2 separate regions of the Homo sapiens genome follow, and region 1 is linked to region 2. Evidence: read pairs that join two places in POLR2A ChIA-PET (ENCODE). Cell type or tissue: PC-3. All regions are shown on one strand. Each heading gives the region's core, and the rest is flanking DNA. Links, peaks and the distances in the headings are about the cores only.

Region 1 (5,387 bases), core at 328-5,327, 450 kb after region 2:
TGATGATGGCATCACAAAGAGACCGGTCCACATGAAGACCAAGGTTTACACGATCCACAGTTGAATATTGCAGTAGCCTTCTCTCTAATGTCCTCGATACTCCCTTCAAACTTCCACTTGGATATCAGAGTGACATTTTAAAGATGCAGACCTGATCATGACAATGCCTTGTTTAAAATTTTAAGCAATTTATCCAAACTGTTACAAAAAGTTCAAGCTCCTGATTTAGGTATAATTGCTGTTTATAATATGACTCTTGCCCAAACATGTCACCAAATCTTCAGACACTCCCCAGAACTAAAACCATTCTGAATAGTTAGCAGTCAGTCCTCTGAAGACACACCACTTTACATATGATTTTTTCCTCTATTTTAAATATTCTCCTTTCCTTCTTCACATCAACCAATTTCTATTTGTATTCAAATCCCATACAAATGACTACTCTTAGAAGCCCAATGCACTGTCCATTCCACAAATGACTACTCTTAAAAAGCCTTCTTTGACACCTGAGTCTGAGTCAGATACAAATGACTACTCTTAAAAATCCTTCTTTGACACCTGAGTCTGAGTCAGATGATTAGCCCCATTCTCACAGTAAACAGGTCCCATAAACTTCATGACCCTCCTTTCCTTCCTCCTCCTTGAGACAGCCAACTTTACCAGTTTAATTTTTGCCTGTAATAATTTTTTTCAGAGTATTTATAAACACTGTGTGCAATGTGTACATTTTACAAAACTGGATGACATATATTATAAAGCTGATCAGCAAGAATATAGATAGGACAGTAGCCTGAATTCTTTCAAACGAAAAGATGAATAAAGACCTGCCATAACAAATAGTAAGAATATACTACCTCTTAAGGTGAACTGAGTGTTAGAGGCATATGAAGTTTTATACAGTCAAGTAGGTTTATGTAGACTCCATGAATGACAAAGGGAATTAGAGATGCTCTGAAGACAGTATTTAAAAATCAGTGAATAAGGATGAAGTCTTCAGCAAAGGGGTCAGAAAAGCCACATACATACTTGGTAAAAGAAGACTCAGCTTCCTATCTCAAAACAAAAATATAATAAATCTCATATGGATTAAATGCTAGAATGTAAATATAAAACCATAAAAGTACTTGAATAAAATATAGAAAATTATTTTTATATTTGCATAAAGAAACCCCTTCTTAGTGCAACTTGAAGATCAAATGCCTTAAAGAAGAAGACTAGTTTGAGTAGCTAAAAAAAAGTACAATTTTATGCTTTAAAACTATATTTTTTCATGATAGTTGTTTCCTTTAAATGTTATAAAACATGACTTTTCTGCTTTGTCTCTGACCACGTCTTCACAAAAATGACAGAAGAGCTATTGCTTCAGTCACTTAGAAGAAATATTTATAGATGATCAATATTGGCCTCTGAATGTAAACTGCAATATCTACCTGACTAACCAAAGAAATTGATATCTACCTTGTTTATGGAATTTTTCTATCCTGGAAATTCTGTGATTCCTGGCACATATTGTTCTATTGTTTTATCACACTCTTCATGTTTATCAGGTTTTTTCATATTTGTGTATCCATGGATATACAAATCAATGATTTTCTTTCTTCCTATGAAATACAGCTGTGGAATTTAAGAATTTAGCAGCCGTAATTTTCTATTCACCTTCTCTCCTTAAGACTAAGTAATTATAGTTCCTACTATTTTTTGCAGATGACTCTTTAAATATTTCAAAATGCTGTCTAAATTCTTTATCAGTCACTGTCTCTCATTTGATTAGGGAGCAGAAGATAAAGGGTAGCCTGAGACGGAAATCTAAGAATCAGAAGTTGGAAACTGTTACCCATGTTTAAGGCTTGACAATCAAGACCAAGAGGCAGAACTGGGGCATGCAGCAGCTGAGGACAAAGTAGTTCCCAGAGCTGTAGAATGCATTGAGGCCAAATCAGTGGACACGTGCAACCAGCCACAATCTAAAGTGAGAAGATCGATAGAGGAGAGAGGTAAGGCAAGGTCATGATGGAAAACTTAAACACTTCTGTTAAAAGTAAGCATCTCAAGGGAGACTCGTGTGCTTCAGGCGCTTAGTGAGAGGACTTGGAAGAAAATTGAGGGATTATAGGAAGCCATGAGTGTGGCCAGCCTGAGAGACTCATGTGAGCCAGTAGTTAATTCTATCTTTTCCTAATCAATTCCAGCTATCTCTCCAGACTCAGAAACTCAGAAATGTCTCCAAGTTCTCCTTCCCTCTTAAATGAAAGAAGTGAACATGGAGATTAACTTCTGTGTGATGAAACATAAGGAACTGCACCAATGTTTTATTTTTCTAGGACAGGAGTCAGCAATTTTTTTTCTGTAATGGGCCAGATAGTACATATTTTTGTTTTGTAGGCCATCCAATCTCTGCACAGCTATTCAACTCTGTTTTTGTAGCACAAAGGCAGCCACAGACAACACATAAAAGAAAGGACACAGATGTGTTCCAATAAAACTTTATTTACAAAAAAAAGTAATGAATTGACTAACTCCTGTTCTAGAATTTGGTTGTATTAGATGTGGTTACTTACAATTGTTAGATCTCAAGCTAGGTTGGGGAAATATTTTTATTTAGATACATAAATCTTCATTATAACAATATTTTAGAAAGGAATTGAGCTATGATGTTTTAATCATGTTTTAGCTAATATTAAGTGCAAAGGAATTTGATTTTGATTTTCATAATTTACTTTCTCATTTAAAATCAGAGACCTAATATGTCTTTCCACTTCCAATCTGTGATTTGATATTAATGCTAATATGAACAGCAACAGGAAGAGTGAGTTGGAAAGCATTTTTTTCCTTTGAGACAAAGATGAGTGAAATATATACTCTTTAAAGTGATGTTGGAAAGTGCCTTTTGCTGGTTCTCTATTTCATCTTGCACTGTGGCCAAAATAAGCAGCACTGACTCTTTTCTTTCTTTTCATGGTTTACTGTAAGAAATCCCTCTCTAATTCCATCACCCAGCTCAGGATGCTTAGTAAACCTGTAGAGACATACTGTCCATGAAGGAGTTCAAGAGGCCAAGTGATCAATTATTTGCCAAAGGAGCAGAATTTTGCTTACTTGCCTGTAGTTTTTTAAAGAAAACAAGAAAAATTAGCAAGGAAAGAACAGTGAAGAAATTGAAGAGGTCTCTGAGTGTATCAAGCATCTACAAAACAATTTAATTTTGTCAATCAAGATGTTGCAAATGGCGATGAATAAATCATGTCCCTATTTGTTAATATGCTGCATCAGGTTATTTTGAGAGAAAACAAGGGTTCTGCTACCAGAATGTTTTCCATTACTATAACTTTTTCAGCATTTCTACTTACTTATCATTAATACTTTGTTACTTCTTTTCACATTTTGAGAGCTAAAAGGGCACATCCATTCAAGTCAGTTCACAGTTCAGTTCAATGAATATTTATTGAGTACCTACTATGTGCCTGGCAATGGTCTAGGTGATTGAGATACAACAGTAAACAAAACAAAGATTCCTTTTATCATGGCACTTATCGTCTTGTGGAAGGAGACAGTTAATAAGCCATAAATGCAATAAATAATAAGCATATTATTTAATATGTTAGAAGTTAATAAATACTGGTGAATTCTGAAGGCTGGAGCAGGGGATGAGGAGTTACTATATTTGGTAGGGGTCAAGGTAAATCCCTGTAAATAGAAATTGTAAATAAAGGCTAGAAAGAGGAGTAATAAGTTAGCCAAGAACATACTTGGGGAAACAAGATTCCAGGAGTGGAAATATCTAGAGCAAGTGCCCAAAAGTGACCGTGTCCTTGGAAAGTGGGAGACTAGCAATGAGCACAGCCTGGCTGTAATGAAGTGAGCCCTTGTGGTGTAGGTAAGGAGTTCATGGAGTATAGGATTACAAAATTGGGGCTAGAAGACACTTTGAGGCCCTCTAATGTCTTTTATTCTCAGTGCAATGAGAAGCTGTAGCAGAGTTTTGAACAGAAGAGAAACATAACCTGACCTTTGTTTTAACAGCATCATTCTGGCTTCTATGTTGAGAACAGACTGAAGGAAAGTGTCTTAGTTCATTTGGTGCTGCTATAATAAAATACCTGAGACTGGGTAACTTATGAAGAACAGAAATTTACTTCTTTCAGTTCTGGAGGCTGGTAAGTCCAAAATCAAGACAGGTTTGTTTCTCTGCTGAGGGCTGCATTCTCCAGAGGGGAGAAATGTTGTGTCTTCACATGGCAGAAGATGGAAGGGAGAGAACCCACTCTCAAAGCTTTTTAAAAGGACCCTAATTCATTCATGAGAGAGGAGCCCTTATGATCTAATCACTCTCAGAAGCACAACCTTCTAATACCAGCACCTTGTTGACTGGGTTTTAAGATGAATTTTTGAGGGAACATCATATTAAGGTCATAACAAAAAGTAAGAGCAGAAGGAAGAAGAACAATACAGAAGCTATTGGTATAATTCTGTTAACTGGTGGTGGATTTTCTGGGTGATGAGAAATCATCAGATTCTGAACAGGAACCAAAGGATCACTCCGTTGCTGATTGAAGCGTTTGAAGACCTAGCCAACGATTGGAATTGTCATTTTAAACTTCATGACTTACTCAAGCACACCTATAGATCATAAATATATACTATTCTTCTTTCTAATATTTCTAAAGATTTAGAGGCAGACTGGAAAAAAGTATATTCTAATTGACATTGAGAAGAGAAAAAAGACAGGGGTTGTTAAGAACATTGAAAAGATGTTAGACAAGACTAGAAAAATGTGTTGATCAAGTCAGGCTGAATACACGTGATCCACACATCAAAGCTAGACTATGGGAATAGGATGAGACTAGGGACAAGCTAGGAGCACAGAAACTATAGTAAAGAGAATTCTAGTATGTAGCCTTACCTAAAAATGTATAAAAATTACATATAAAATATTACTATTAAAAGGTCATTATATTTCATACTTTTGGGAATGTATTAGCTATCCAGCAGTGTCTAACATATTACCCCCAAAACTCACCAGCTTTAAAAAAGAAACACTTATAATTGCATAGCTTCTGTGAACTAGAAATCTAGACACAGCTTAGCTGGATACCCCTGGGTTGATGTCTCTCAAAAGGTTTCAGTAAAGATGTCTGCCTGGGGTATAAGCTTCTCAAATCGGGGAGGATCCACTTCCAAGCTCACTTGTGTCACTTTGGCAGCCCTCAAATGCTCAAGGTTATCTCCAGATTTTACTGCCATGTTATGTGGTTCCTCCATAGGGCTATTCACAACTTGATAGCTTGTTTTTCCTAAGAAAGAGAAGACAGAGAGAAGGAAAAAGAGAAAGACAGAGAGAGACAAAGACAGGAAAAAAGGCATCCAAGATGGAAGACACAATCTTCTTG
Region 2 (5,387 bases), core at 104-5,103:
CCTACCCTTAAAGCAAGTACATATGTGTGTATTGTTTATGTTTCTTATTTTCTGTATATTATGATGGTTTTGACTCCTTTCTGGCTGGGAAGAGATTGCCCCTCTAGGGGCCAGCCAACGCTTAGAGAAGGCAAAGGACTCAGCGTGCCTTTCACATGCAAACTAAACAATCCACAGCGATACCTCCTCTACCTGACCCATACACCCAGGAGGCAATATTCCCCTGCCTGGTATCTACCAGGCAAACTAGGGATCACTCTTACAGTTTAGAGCCTGTATACCTATAACTTATTCAAAGCTACTATTATTACACACCTATAGCTTATTAGTAGTAGTAGCAGTAGCATTTACCTACAGCTAATGCAAACTAGCGAATCCTAAACTTGGTTACCCGCCCTGCCTTGCCTTTCCCACAGATACTCCAGAAACGGCTGCAGCCCGGTCTCTCTTCTAGCTCCTGCCCCTTTGGCCCCTAGACCAACACTGGGGCTTTCTCATGTGGCCCTGAATGGCATGCTGTGCCTCCGAGAACTCATGAGTATAATAAACTTTGTTTTCCTGAGCCCCTCCTGGGTCTCCTTTTCACATGCACCTGACTGACCACATAAAAGAACACAGAACTCTGTGTGTGTGTGCGCGTGTGTGTGTCATTTTCATTTTATTTTCCCTTGTTCAGGTGGTCAATAAAAAATTATTACACCTTTAAAAAGAGGTACCTAAATAAACAAACCTACCAATTCTGTATGCAAAATTAAATCCTGGACTGGCAGTGTTGCTCAGATAACACTCAGAAAAGAACAATGTGACTGAAACTGTAAGGAACAGGTCAAAAACACTCCATTTAAAATGTGAACACCTGCTACAGAATATTTTGATTCACAAGTCCATCTAGGAAATATTTTTCTTCCTCCCTCACCTGTTCCCCCACCTATCTTGCATTCAACACCATAAACAGCACTTATCCCCCATTATAAAACAGTTGACGGTTAAAACAATGAGCCAACCAAGAAAGTATAATACTCTATAACTGACATTTACTGCATTGGCCTTGGACTTCTAATCTTTACCAGACGGGCACACAAATCAATCCATCAGCTCATAAAGGTGTGCTTTTTTAACCTCTAAAACAGATGGGATTGGCCAGAAGTGTCTGGCATGTCAAACTGCTAATCACTGCTGCCCTTTGCACAAAATAACCCACTTAAGTTGAGGCATGGTTGCACTGTAACCGACATTAGTCTGTGGGAAACCCATTTAACTGTCACACACTCCTGCCACTCCTGCTCTCCCTTAATTAAGCCTAATGCCTTATGCTTTGACCTTTTGTTCTAGCCTATTAACCCTATCTAGTACAAGTTCAATTATGTTAAGCTAAAAACTTTGCTGTAAAATATTAAATGCCAAGCTCAAAAAATCATAAGGGACATCCTCTCAGCCCTAAGTTCTATTCACCCTGATACTCAATACATTTGAAAGTAAAACCTCACTTTCGAAGTAACGCTGATACTGAAGCAAGGAGATGTTGAATGACTCACCCATTTCATAGCTTTTCCGTGGCAAAGCCTCACTAAAACCTATCTAATCCCTAGCTCCAATTCTTTAATCTCCATGGTGCTTCTGATTAATAGTTAAACCACCCGGAAGTATGTTAAGGATACTAACATTTTCACCCCGAAGTATTATCCTTCGCCATCCTCTAGAATATGCTATGCAAAGAGGCCTAAAACAAAATAAACTGCGACTTCAGCAGCTGAGAAGTAATGATTCCTTTCCCCTCCCACACATCAAAACTTCCTATCCTATCCCCTCACTACTTTTTTTCCTTTTTAAAAGTAACAATGGTCATTGAGAACTACTAAATCCTGCAACACTCACAAGGTAGTATGTACAACCACAGTTTTCCCCCGCGATACTTCACTGAAGTATTCAATACAGCCAATGACTTAAACTACAGAAGGTAATTACAACTTGCTACTTATCCTCACTGGACAAATTCACGCAGCATATCTTTTCAAATACGTCTTTTTTACACCTATATGCATATGAATTGCTGCTCACATTTACCAGAATTCCAAAAAACACAATGAAAAACACTTCCTAATTCACTGTAAAATAAAACAAAACGTAGTCCAAAGTAACATGCTATCATTAAAGATAGTTTTACCACAGTGATGTATACTGTTATTTTTCCTTCCATTTACTTCATACAATTAAAAAAAAGGTTCCTACCACTCTCACTGTGACACATAAACAACTTAAAGATCAGTAACATAAAACAAAATTTGAATTTCTGATTGGTATAAAGAAATCCATATTAATTTTAGATTTTCAAAAGATTTAAAGTCAGATTTTAATTTTACTTTTGTTGACTGCCCAAAGGCCCATTTTTACCTATTCTCAATATTAACAAATATTGTCAGCTTTTGCCTTTAGCAACCCTAAACTTTACAGTTTTAAAGTAACATGCCATTAAACAGAATATACAATGATTTTGCAAAAGCAAGATCGTTTAGAGTACTGCCAAAACAATGAATAATCTCAATGAGATAATTTATTAAAGGAGGAAAAAAGAGAACGAGAGTTTAAAATTCACAGTGAATGTGTTTGTGTTGTTAGAATGATGCCTGCAAAGGAAAGCATTCCTTGGCATTATCGGGAGGAATACCCATGGATGTGTAAAATGTAAAATAAATAGATAGATGTATGGTCAAAGCTAAGCAAACACTTGTATCAGGGGCAACTACCAGGAACTTTAGTTTTATTCACCCTTTTCATTGCAAAGGATAATAGTGTTAATTTTGATCAGATGTCATGCCTTAGCTACAACTTTTAGTTCATGAAATAAAAATTAAGTTTGGGTGTCTGCTGAGGAATCCAACAGTGGGAAATTCACACTCACAACTAATTTATAGAAATTCACACATTTCTATAACATACCGACTGACACTAATGAACAATGAGGGAAAAAATTGTTCAGGAATTCAGGATAAGTAAGCACTGGAGGAAAGCACACAGTAGAACACAGTGCATAAATAGTAAATGTGCTCATTTTTCTGCCCTTTTACTTCATATATTAGTCCATTAGCTTGTTCCTTTTTGCTATGATTTACAAGCAGGTGAATACACAGAAATATGAGCCAAAAGAAATATACTGTCAAATACTCATGAAGTTACCTTTGTTAAACAAAAAAGAAACAACAAACAACTTTGTCTTCACAAAGCAAGAAACTAGGTTAAAGTTATTTTAAGAGCATCTGTTAAAAATCAGTGTTATAAATATATATCCATATAATTTATTTTCTATTAGCATTTTAAAATAAATTTCTCGTCTAGAAATCTCTGAGCTCCATTTCAAAATAATTTTATTTTCTGTCTCTTACCAGCAGTTATTAATGTAGTTGAATATGACTCTTAGAAAAGAGTCAGGAAATTCACCTTCAGTGAAGAGCAAATCCTAATTTTTAAAACATAGATGGGCTTCATATACTACTTAATCCCATAACTTACCAAGTTCTGAATCATCAACTGTTCTTGATACCCTCTTAACTTTTAAGGTTACTGCACACCAAAATGAACTCTGGATGTGAAATGTTAAGATTTCCACCTTACCAAGCCGTCAAATCCAAGGCAGTTAAGTGTGCCCAGCTGGCGGGTCCCTTTGACTACAGGAAGTGATGCTAAGGAAACTGCCTAGTAGGCTCCAGAAATATTTGTATTCATTTCCTTACAAAAAAAATGTTGCCCCCAAAGATTTTGCTAAACGTTTTCTAATATAATTTGCGTATTACTGAAGAAATGTAATATTACAAAACAAATTATTTCAAGTACCAATTAATTATAATGTCAATAACAGTCAGTTTCACTTTTTCCCTCATAATTAGTATGCCTGGAAAGAAGAAGATACATTTTAAGGAAAAAATATTGTTCCTTTTAAAAGTCCTAATTTAAACAGACTAAAGAAAAAACGTGGAAGAGCTTCCATTATTCATAAGTTACACATAATAATTAACAACTGCTATGCATAAATACATAAAGGTTCTACTGCTGTGCCAAATTTTGCCAGTGGTTGGGACTGGTACAGTTCAATTTAACAAATGCTTATAGACATCCTTCTGTGTGCCAGACACTTACAGGACCAACAGTACACTGATGAATAAGCTCCTATTCATGGAGTTCTACCAAGGAAAACAGCTATAACACAAGTTTAACTTTTACAATCAGGGCGTACACAAAACTGTGAAAGAAAATCTGATCTTGTTAGAGGCTTGGGGACAGAAGTAAGCCTACAAACTCCCTTGCCCACTGTCCCATGAGGGAGAATATTCCTTTCCAATTTGTTTCACCAACATCAGGAACGTGGCCAGTGTGTGGTCCATGAAAAGGTCTACACATAGGTTTCTTCTCTCTTGCTCTCTTTTCTAGGGGTGTAGACCAACGTGCACTTGGTTCATGGCACATTATCACCACTGGTCCACACAGTGCCCCCTCATCTTATTTGTTACCTTTCTCAAGAGAATAGAGGAATGGGGTCCATAAACTTTGAGATATGTTTCCAGTTGAACCAACAGACCCAACCACCTACATTAATGGTGTTGGAATACTACTCATCAGTAAAAAGTAGAGCTGGCCTGTGAGTGTTCTGGTCAACTAAAGGTATCTGGCTCTCTTTGTCTGCAAATAAATAGCAAGTCTCCCTACTTCTTTTTAAATAAAATTCCAAATGTACGTAACATGTAAAACAATGCCACTGCATGAACATGTACATAACTGTACTATTCTTTTTTTAAATTCTCAGCCTGGAAATTACATTTCAAGTACTAGAATATTCAACAAATCCTAAGACTTTTATGAAGACCATGAGAAGAAAATAAGGTACTAGAACAAAAGTGATGCAGCCAGCCAATTCTCGTTTCATGTCTCAAGACCCAGTTCTTATTATTATAGATCCCTTTGTGGGGTTAGCTTGGATTTTACTGCGGGATCCATCACCAAAGGTTATTAACTATTCCTTAACACCTGGTACACAAACCCCTCTTTCTGAGACTGCTTTGACAAAAATAAACAAAAAAGTGTGAAATAAATCAAGATTTGACTGACCATCCTAGGTCTACCCAACTGCTAGCTGAATGACTTTCAAAACGTCTTTAAATTCTTAAGGACTCAATTTCTTCCTCCGTAAAATGCAGATAGTAACTGTTTTGGGCATTTTAACTTAACAGCAATAACAAAAACTACAGGAAGATAAGTAATTATTGACCCCATTGTATCACATGGATCCCCTGGCAATTAAAAAAAAAGATGAATGAGATATTAAGAAATAAAAAGGAAAACAGAGTAAAGACAAAACAGAAATAAAGAAGGAAACCCAAAAGGAAAGAAAATGGCAC

The links. ChIA-PET counts read pairs that join two places held together with the same protein. Peaks named below come from ENCODE experiments on the same cell type or tissue, not always from the same donor. Only the 100,000 strongest peaks of a DNase experiment are listed, where the experiment ranks them.
Region 1: POLR2A ChIA-PET joins it to region 2 with 5 read pairs; 5 of 35 experiments call an interaction of 5 or more read pairs at or near these places.

What each region holds. Positions count from the first base shown.
Region 1 is chr21:15,498,115-15,503,501 of GRCh38, forward strand. No RefSeq gene overlaps it. Among named protein-coding and RNA genes, the nearest start is that of USP25, 230 kb to the right of the region's middle. In PC-3, for the core only: no CTCF peak of the experiment used is centred there; no DNase peak of the experiment used is centred there.
Region 2 is chr21:15,050,650-15,056,036 of GRCh38, forward strand. The region is part of intron 1 of NRIP1 (nuclear receptor interacting protein 1); the gene reads right to left. Among named protein-coding and RNA genes, the nearest start is that of NRIP1, 12 kb to the right of the region's middle. In PC-3, for the core only: no CTCF peak of the experiment used is centred there; no DNase peak of the experiment used is centred there; H3K4me3 peaks cover 3,069 bases; H3K27ac peaks cover 3,534 bases.